Linked DNA regions of Homo sapiens: regions 2 and 3 are each linked to region 1. Evidence: chromatin contacts called from ENCODE Hi-C or POLR2A ChIA-PET data. All regions are on one chromosome and are shown on one strand. Each heading gives the region's core, a stretch centred on a gene start or an enhancer-like site at or near the end of the contact. The rest is flanking DNA. Distances are from core to core; before and after follow the strand shown. Region 1 overlaps GPD1L (glycerol-3-phosphate dehydrogenase 1 like). Region 2 holds the start of OSBPL10 (oxysterol binding protein like 10). Region 3 overlaps OSBPL10 (oxysterol binding protein like 10).

Region 1 (2,700 bases), core at 132-2,631:
AGTGTGGGAGAAAAACATGAATGAATAGAATCATTTGCTCCTGGGTGAAACCCTGTCATCAAGGAACTCCCATGCTTTCCAAATATCAATGCTGCCAACTTCCCAAAGACCAAAACATCACAATTCCCCCATATTTACAAGTTAAAGCAAGCCACGAGTAAGAGAGGAACTGAACCACCCGGGAAAGGCTGCAGCAAAACAGGAAGTTATAAACAAGACTCTCAATTCACTATTCTTCGCTGATGTGGGTGCACAGAACACAGAGCCCATTCTTGAGGATTAGACTCAATGATGCTAACATTTGCCTTGCTTGATGAACTCCTCCCCTGAGGCTGACTTTACCTTAAGCGCACCACAGAGTTCAACAGTGTCTGCATCATCAACCACGGTAATTCGAAAATTTGGAGTCTGCAGAAGTTCTTTGAAGAGAAGGCCGTTCTCCATTACTTTGCTGCCTGTTGAAAGGTTAGACAACAAGGATATTAATAACAGCCTCTAATCTTAATTTTCACACCTAATACACTTTAAAATAAGTTTCTACTTACTATAAAAGTAACATGTTCATGATAGGATATTTAGAAAACACATAGGAGCAGAAATAAAGTAAAAATATCCCGTTTCCAATCGAGGTGATCATTTACAATTTGACATACATTTTTAACTGACCGAATGTGAATCTAAAGTTTTTTTTGGCCAGACACGATGACTCACACCTGTAATCCCAGCACTTTGGGAGGCTGAGGCGGGCAGATCACGAGGTCAAGAGATTGAAGCCATCCTGGCTAACATGGTGAAACCCCATCTCTACTAAAAATACAAAAAATTAGCTGGGCGTGGTGGCACGTACCTGTGGTCCCAGCTACTCAGGAGGTTGAGGCAGGAGCATCGCTTGAACCCAGGAGGTGGAGGCTGTAGTGAGCTGAGATCTCACCACTGCACTCCATCCTGGGCAACAGAGCGAGACTCTGTCTCAAAAAAAAAAAAAAAAAAAAAGAAAAAAGCATGATTGTCAACAAGTAAAACTACACCAAGAAGTGACACAATGTCAAAATAATCCAGGCCATCTGAGGGTTGAGAGAGGGTGGGGAGTGGATGAAATGAGACTGGCCAGGAGTTAATCATTTCTAAAGATGGGTGACGGGCATGTGAGGTTCGTGATACTACTCTACTTTTCTGAAAAGTTTCATAATAAAACACAATATCTACACCCAATACTTAGAAACACAGTCTACTCTGTAGCATTACTGTTCTTTCATTTAGCTGAGTTCCCCTTTTCCAAATGTTAGAACTATGTCAGTTTGTGCAAACTGTTCTCTTCCTTTTTAAACAGTCCACCAGGCTGTCTAGGTGACTCTGTGCAACACTGTTGCATCATCTGGGTTGGGTAAACCAGCCCCTGGCCCCTACATCATATTACAGCCTCATCGTGTCTCCTCCCACTGCTCAGTGCCTCCAACATGAAGCATGCTCCTGAACATTGCAGACCAGCCCCTCCCTCAAGTCACTTTAATCCAGCCATCTGCAGCTGGAAACTTGGGTTGCTGGTGAACAAACTGAGGAATGGGCAGGGGAAGGCACACTCTTGGCTTGCCATAGATACAAGGTAGGGTCTATGGGTTCCTTTGTGGCTGCAAATAACGCAATGCCCATCCAAGAGGTGGGCTTGATTTATAGCAATCTCATATTTTCTCAAAGGTACCTTTTAAAATTTATTACCTTAAATCATGGATAATAGGTAGTAACTTTATTTATTTATTTATGAGACAGAGTTGCTGTGTTGCCCAGGCTAGAGTGCAGTGGCACTATCTCAGCTCACTGCAACCTCCACCTCCCAAGCTCAAGCGATTCTCCCGCCTCAGCCTCCTGAGTAGCTGCAACTATAGGCATGCGCCACCATACTCGGCTAAGTTTTGTATTTTTAGTAAAGATGGGGTTTCGCCATGTTGGCCAGGCTGGTCTCGAACTCCTGACCTCCAGCAATCCACCTGCCTTGGCCTTCCCAAGTGCTGGGATTAAAGGCATGAGCCACCGCACCCGGCCCGCGAATTTTATTATTAATATAATACCAGTCATAAGCCAGCGCGGTGGCTCATGCCTGTAATCCCAGCACTTTGGGAGGCTCAGGTAAGTGGATTACTTGAGGTCAGGAGTTCGAGACCAGCCTGGTCAGCATGGCGAAATCCCATCTCTACAAAAAATTCAAAAATTAGCCTGGCGTGGTGGTGTGTGTGTGTGTGTGTGTGTGTGTGTGTGTTCCCAGCTACTCAGGAGGCTGAGGCATTAGAATCATTTGAGCCCAGGGGGCGGAGGTTGCTGTGAGCCGAGATCACGCCACTGCACTCCAGCCTGGGCAACAGCGTGAGACTCCATCTCAAAAACAACAACAACAACAACAACAAACCCCAGTAATAAACAGTGACATGGCAAGCAGGGACTCAGGGCATCTGTACAGAACAGCTAATGCCGGACAGCCATGTGGGAAGGTTGCCCAAAACTCAATGTAAACCAAAGACAGGAAAATCCCCTTTCTCTGTCACACCAAGTTTTAGAGGCAATTAACCTATGTAATAAAACTCCTTCAAAACCCTTATTTTAGTTTGTGATTCCATATGTGTTTGTGTGCTTACAAGTTCCATAAGGAGCTTATGTATTCTAGACATTTGGCACCATGCCTGATACATAAGAGGGTTTGAAAAATAT
Region 2 (2,700 bases), core at 97-2,596, 160 kb after region 1:
AACCACTTCTCTTCAACTCCAGAAGCTTCTCCGTGCATCTCTAGAGCTAAACCACCCATGAAATCTTCCTGGAAGGATGTGAAGCTAGAAAGGGGTTGGGCTCGGGGAACTGTCCCTTTGAGAGCTGACTTTTCCATTTAGTAATTTTTTTTAACTCTTGAAGTATTTATCTGCTTGATGGGTTTGTAGATCCTTTGGACGGAGATCACCTATCATCTATCACCTTTTGTTTTGTCTGTGTGTGTGTGAGAGAGAGAGTCTGAGTTCCTCAAAGCTTTTTTCTAGGTAATTTTTGATACTTCAGATTACAATGGATATCTATATTCACAAAAAATATTAGTGGGATAGAAAGAGTATCTTTAGGTAGGAAGAGGGGCGCAGAAGTTACAGCCAACACAGAGAATCCTTCAATGTTTGTAAATATCTGTTAATTTCCCTTGCCTCTGGAGCAGTTTTCCCGGTTTCAGAGCCTCTGCTCCTAGGTGCACGTGCAGTGTGGTAGCAATGGATAGGTTTTGACTTGCCAGGTTTATGCGTGCCATTCAGGGCAGGGGATTAGGGTTAGGCCAGTGAGTGACCTAGGACACTCAATTTAAGGAAGCACTCGCACAAACCTGAGAGTTCGCGCGCCTCACCCCAGCCCAGCCGTGTGTCTGTTAAGCATTTATCATAATCCTGCTGCATGAAAATGCCCGGCGAGCTTACCTGTGAGGATCACCTGCCACTCCCCTCCTCCGCCAGACAACGCGGAGGGCCTCCCTGAGCTGTGACTTTGCTCCGCCGGTGATAATTTCCAGGTTACTGTGTAGGAGCGTCTGGCGCAGCATCGTGTGCGGAAGACCGAGAGAGGGAGTGTGCGTGTGAGCCTGTCAGGCCGGGCGGGTCCATATCCGGGTGGACCGGGTGGGTGGGGCTGCCCCTCCCTCCAGGTCCCGAGGTGGATAAGGGGTGGGGAGTGACGTGCAGAGATTCCCTTTCGCCCCTTCGGATCCAAGAGAGGGTGGCAGAAGGAATGCGTGGGTGACTTGGCGTGGATTTAGGGCGTGCCCACCCTGCAGATCGGCCTCCTAGAGTGTCCCGAGGGCCTGAGAGGCCGCAGGGACACGAAGGAAGAGAAGGAGGAACCCGAAGAGGGCTCGCCTAGCCGGCCACCCGCTCCGAACTTGCCCGGGAAACTAGTGCGGAGGGAGGGGCCGGGCCCTGGCCGCGGCGGGAGGAGGGGCGGCCGCAGCTGCATCCAGCCCCGTTGGCTTCCTTCCCAGCTCTCCTTCGCCTCCTCCTCCTCTTCCTCCTGTATGAGTCAGGCATTTCCCGGGGATTTGGAGCAGGCACGCGCGGCCCGGGCGTCCGGAGCTGTAGCAGCAGCAGCAGCCGCCGTGCCGGGGCCGCCACCGCGGCGGGCACCCGCGTCCCGGGCGCCCACGGACCATGGAGAGGGCAGTCCAGGGCACAGACGGCGGCGGGGGTAGCAACAGCAGCAGCCGCAGCAGCAGCCGTGCTACCTCGGCGGGCTCCTCGCCCTCCTGCTCTCTGGCGGGCCGGGGGGTCTCCAGCCGGTCGGCGGCGGCCGGGCTCGGCGGCGGGGGAAGCCGCAGCAGCCCGGGCTCTGTGGCCGCTAGCCCGTCCGGGGGAGGCGGCCGCAGGAGGGAGCCGGCGCTCGAGGGCGTGCTCAGCAAATACACCAACCTCCTCCAGGGCTGGCAGAACAGGTAACGCGCCAGCCGCCCGCGCCACCGCGCGCCGCTGTGTGTGTGTGTGTGTGTGTGCGTGCGTGTGTGTATGTGTGTCTGTGTATGTGTGTGCGCGCGCGATTGTGCCTTCAGCGAACCCAGTGATGCCTCCCAACGGTGCCCTTCCTGCGTCCCTGCTCCCCTCCAGGTGGGGTTCTCAGGATGGGGCGCGCCGTGGCTCCACCCCGGGACCGCACCGCAGTGGCGGGGAGGGAGGCGAGAGCCCTGGTTTTCTTCTATGCTGGCACCTGCAGAGACTGGAGTGGTGGCAGGAGGATCGTGCTGGTCCCCGTGCTCTGCTTGTCCGCGGTTTCCCGCACGCCTGAAGAATGACTGGGAAAGGGAGGCAGAAGGGGCGTGCTTTGTGCCGGGGTGAAAAAGCGTTAGCACGTCCGCTCCGATTACAGTAATTCTCTAAGTAACAGTTCATTTTAAAGTTTGGTGTTTCAGAACACCACCACCATCAACAAAAAACCTGCCACTTGTCATCCTGGGCGACTGTGCATACTCCTGCCCCAGTTTGTGCCTTGCAGCCTCCGATGTTTGTAATGGAAGTTTTGTTTAAAAACAGAAAGAGGCCGGGCGCGGTGGCTCACCTCTGTAATCCCAGTACTTTGGGAGGCCGAGGCGGGCAGATCACGAAGTCAGGAGTTCGAGACCAGCCTCGCCAACATGGTGAAAACCCGTCTCTACTAAAAACAAAAAAAATTAGCCGGGCGTGGCGGCGCGCCTGTAATTCCAGCTACTCCGGAGGCTGAGGCAGGAGAATCGCTTGAACCCCGGAGGCAGAGGTTGCAGTGAGCCGAGATCGCGCCATTGCAATCTAGCCGGGGCGACAGTGCGAGACTCCGACTCAAAAAAAATAAATAAATAAAATAAAATAAAATAAAATAATAAAAAGAAAGAAAAAATACCCTCCCCCTTTTAATATTAGTAGCAATTTACATTATTATCATTATTTCCTCTTCAG
Region 3 (2,700 bases), core at 58-2,557, 200 kb after region 1:
CAGACGGAGGCTGGGCTTATCTCAACTCCTATGCAGTTTCCCTCACCTTCTTCCAGTTTCTCCGGATCCTGAGAGCACTTCCTCAAGCACTCATTTGCATAGGAGTCGCCACATCAGGCTCTGCCTCCAGGGAATATGACCTAACACAGATTCTTTATCTATTTTTCTCCTCCAGCCTGTCATACTGTGCTCAGCGTGTGGAGTGTTTCCACAGGAGTCTTCCGTGATCTGTTAGGTTCTTTTGAGGGCTTGTTTCATGTGTTGGTCATCTTTAGACTTCCACCAAACCTCCCAACCCCATGCCCTGCCTGAGTACCTTCTCAGTGCTGTCGCAGGAATTGTGGAGTAGGGGAAGGTGGCATATGCAGAGGCCAAGAGGAGCTGGTAGGGGACTTCTGATGTTGGTGTAAGATCTGCCATTGGTAATTTGGACACTCGCTATAGGCAGGCAGAGGACAAAGCATGCTTCCGCCTTTGTGAGGAGGATAGCATTCCAATTTTTCAGCCTTAGTGATGCTGTGGGAACTGCTGTTCAGCTGAGTTGGGTGGAGGAATTGGCACCTCCAGCTTTGGTGATGTGCTGTGTGCTTAGGGACAGCCTGGGCCGAGGGTTGACCTTGTTCGTGCCTAGATCCAGAGCTGCTACACTTCTGCAGATGGGATCCTGGTCTCTATGTCTCCCCTACTCACCCTTACCTTCCAGTAACTGCTCCCCATCCTTTATTTTTTGTGTTGGCCCAGTGTTTCTGATGTCCACTGAGTTGTCAGAGCCTGAAATTTAGTGAATCATTCTGATTACTGCTGTGTCTCGTTCTCTAGTATCTAACCAGCCACTGAGGCATAGCTGCCTTTCTGGTCTGCTCCCTCCTGCCTTTGTCTCTTCTGATAACTGCTCGTCTCATTTGTCAGTATCTAACAGCCACTGAGCCGTAGCTGCCTCTCTGGTCTGCTCCTCCTGCCCTTGTCTTTGTTTCGATGCTCCTTGCATCTGGTCTGGACTCCCACGATCATCTTCTTAAGGCCTCCCTGAGCCCAAGCTCCTCTTCTTCTAGGCACCTCAACACCATCTCCATGGTAACTTTTCTAAAGCATGCAACACTAAAAACTCTTGGGTGACTTCCTGTGACCTCCAAAGGAAGTCTCAGCTCTGCTAGAATGGGACCAAAGCCCAGCTCCACCTTGAACTTGTGTCATAGCCTTGCTTCTTGTTCCCTCTCCTTAGCCGGGCAGATGCCTTGTCCTTTGATAAAGGCTTCCTGTCACCTCCTGAGGGCTCTTGTGCTTTTCGCAGGTGGATGCCATTACCTTTACCGCTGTGCCTCCCGCAATTGCTCTGTTCACACGCTGTCCGCCATCTGCCTGCAAGGGCCCAGGCAGGGTCTTACTCATCATTATGTCATTGCTTCAATAGAAGCCTAATATTTTGTACATAGTAGTCAGGAAGGAAACGACTTAAAAAATTCTTAATTTTTCTTAATACAAGGGTTTTTTTTTTTTTTGATAAAAAACAACTTAATAAAATTCTTAATTTTTCTTAAATTCTTAATTGATTTCTAATTTTTTTGTTATTATTGAAAAAGTAAAAAACTTGAGTTCCCCCTTTTCATTAAAAAACTTAGTAGTGGCTGGGTGCAGTGGCTCACGCCTATAATTTTAGCACTTGGGGAGGCTGAGGGGGGTGGATCACCTGAGATCAGGGGTTCGAGACCAGCTGGCCAACGTGGTGAAACCCTGTCTCTACTAAAAATACAAAAATTAGCCGGGCATGGTGGCACGTGCCTGTAATCCCAGCTACTCAGGAGGCTGAGGCAGGAGAATCACTTGAACCTGGGAGGCGGAGGTTGCAGTAAGCCGAGATCATGCCATTGCACTCCAGCCTGGGCAACAAGAGTGAAACCCATCTCAGAAAAAAAAAAGCATAAACCAAAACTTAGTAGTGTCTGTTGATTCAGGCAATCCCTAATGGCAAGAGGTTCTCTGAATTGAGTAATGCCTTAAGTAGTTTGGATTTTTTTAGTCATAATAGGATCTGCAGATGTTTGGCCAGTAACCCTATTTGTATGCATGATACGTTATTCGTACCAGACCAGGGGTCACAGGCTCAAATATTCTCCAGGTCTCAGGCTGTGTCACAGAAACAAGGGTGTCAGAAAAGCAGTATAAACCCCTCTGGTCAAGGGCTGCTGACCTCTGCTTTGGCATCCTGAGCGTCTGGAGAAGGTGGGAGCATGGAGACCTGAGAGTGCATCACATCTGACAGGGCAGCTGCTTCTCAGCTATGGCCTATGGTTGCCGTGTAGTGAATGGACCCCATGTTGAGATCCTTGGATATTGCAAGAGAAACTAGAGATGTAGATTTGTGTGAGAAGCTGTCTTAATTTTTAAAGATTGTCAACTGATTCAAAACAATTTTTAAAGCCAAAAATAAAAACAATGAACAAACCAAAGCCTGATTCTGGTCAAAGCAAGTGGGCTTGAGGGCTGGATCGTATGTCACTGACTGACTTTTGTTTTGAGGCTTCCGGTCCAGATAGTGTCCCTAGAGCATATTTGTGGTGACTTTGGGAGCCCCATGTCACTGGTGTTGACTTTGGGGACTGTAACTTTGGACCAGAGTCCTAGTGGCAGGAATTTGACGCCTTGTTTGCTGATGAGGGAGGGAATTTTAGGTAATTTTCTCCTCCCAAAATGACCCTGGCA

Evidence for each region. Hi-C counts contacts between places; a loop is a spot of excess contacts on that map. ChIA-PET counts read pairs that join two places held with the same protein, here RNA polymerase II (POLR2A). Pooled maps may share reads with other maps.
Region 2: a map of PC-3 shows a loop between it and region 1 (8-fold over the local background). The contact joins the promoter of OSBPL10 here to the enhancer-like site in region 1. A Hi-C loop is called at or near these places in 3 of 168 maps with a recorded cell type or tissue (B cell, PC-3 and endothelial cell of umbilical vein) and 11 of 50 pooled maps. POLR2A ChIA-PET finds 5 or more read pairs at or near these places in 3 of 52 experiments (BJ, OCI-LY7 and activated CD4-positive, alpha-beta T cell).
Region 3: a loop to region 1 is called in a pooled map, with 2.0 times the contacts of the local background. The contact joins two enhancer-like sites. A Hi-C loop is called at or near these places in 2 of 50 pooled maps. POLR2A ChIA-PET finds 5 or more read pairs at or near these places in 2 of 52 experiments (H1 and OCI-LY7).

What each region holds. Positions count from the first base shown.
Region 1 is chr3:32,144,377-32,147,076 of GRCh38, reverse strand. GPD1L (glycerol-3-phosphate dehydrogenase 1 like) reads right to left here. Exons shown (of 8, transcript NM_015141.4): 5 at 343-455. Among named protein-coding and RNA genes, the nearest start is that of GPD1L, 39 kb to the right of the region's middle. Within about 2 kb of position 1,381, at least 3 of the 41 ENCODE cell types and tissues checked have a DNase peak (open chromatin) inside an H3K27ac peak, as active enhancers do; they include OCI-LY7, where a contact is called at or near this core.
Region 2 is chr3:31,979,908-31,982,607 of GRCh38, reverse strand. OSBPL10 (oxysterol binding protein like 10) reads left to right here and starts at 1,346. Exons shown (of 12, transcript NM_017784.5): 1 at 1,346-1,709. The coding sequence starts at 1,429. ZNF860 (zinc finger protein 860) reads right to left here and starts at 858. Exons shown (of 2, transcript NM_001137674.3): 1 at 706-858. RefSeq lists a silencer at 1,587-1,656.
Region 3 is chr3:31,945,203-31,947,902 of GRCh38, reverse strand. The region is part of intron 1 of OSBPL10 (oxysterol binding protein like 10); the gene reads left to right. Among named protein-coding and RNA genes, the nearest start is that of OSBPL10, 35 kb to the left of the region's middle. RefSeq lists enhancers at 373-974, 975-1,577. Within about 2 kb of position 1,307, at least 5 of the 41 ENCODE cell types and tissues checked have a DNase peak (open chromatin) inside an H3K27ac peak, as active enhancers do; they include OCI-LY7, where a contact is called at or near this core.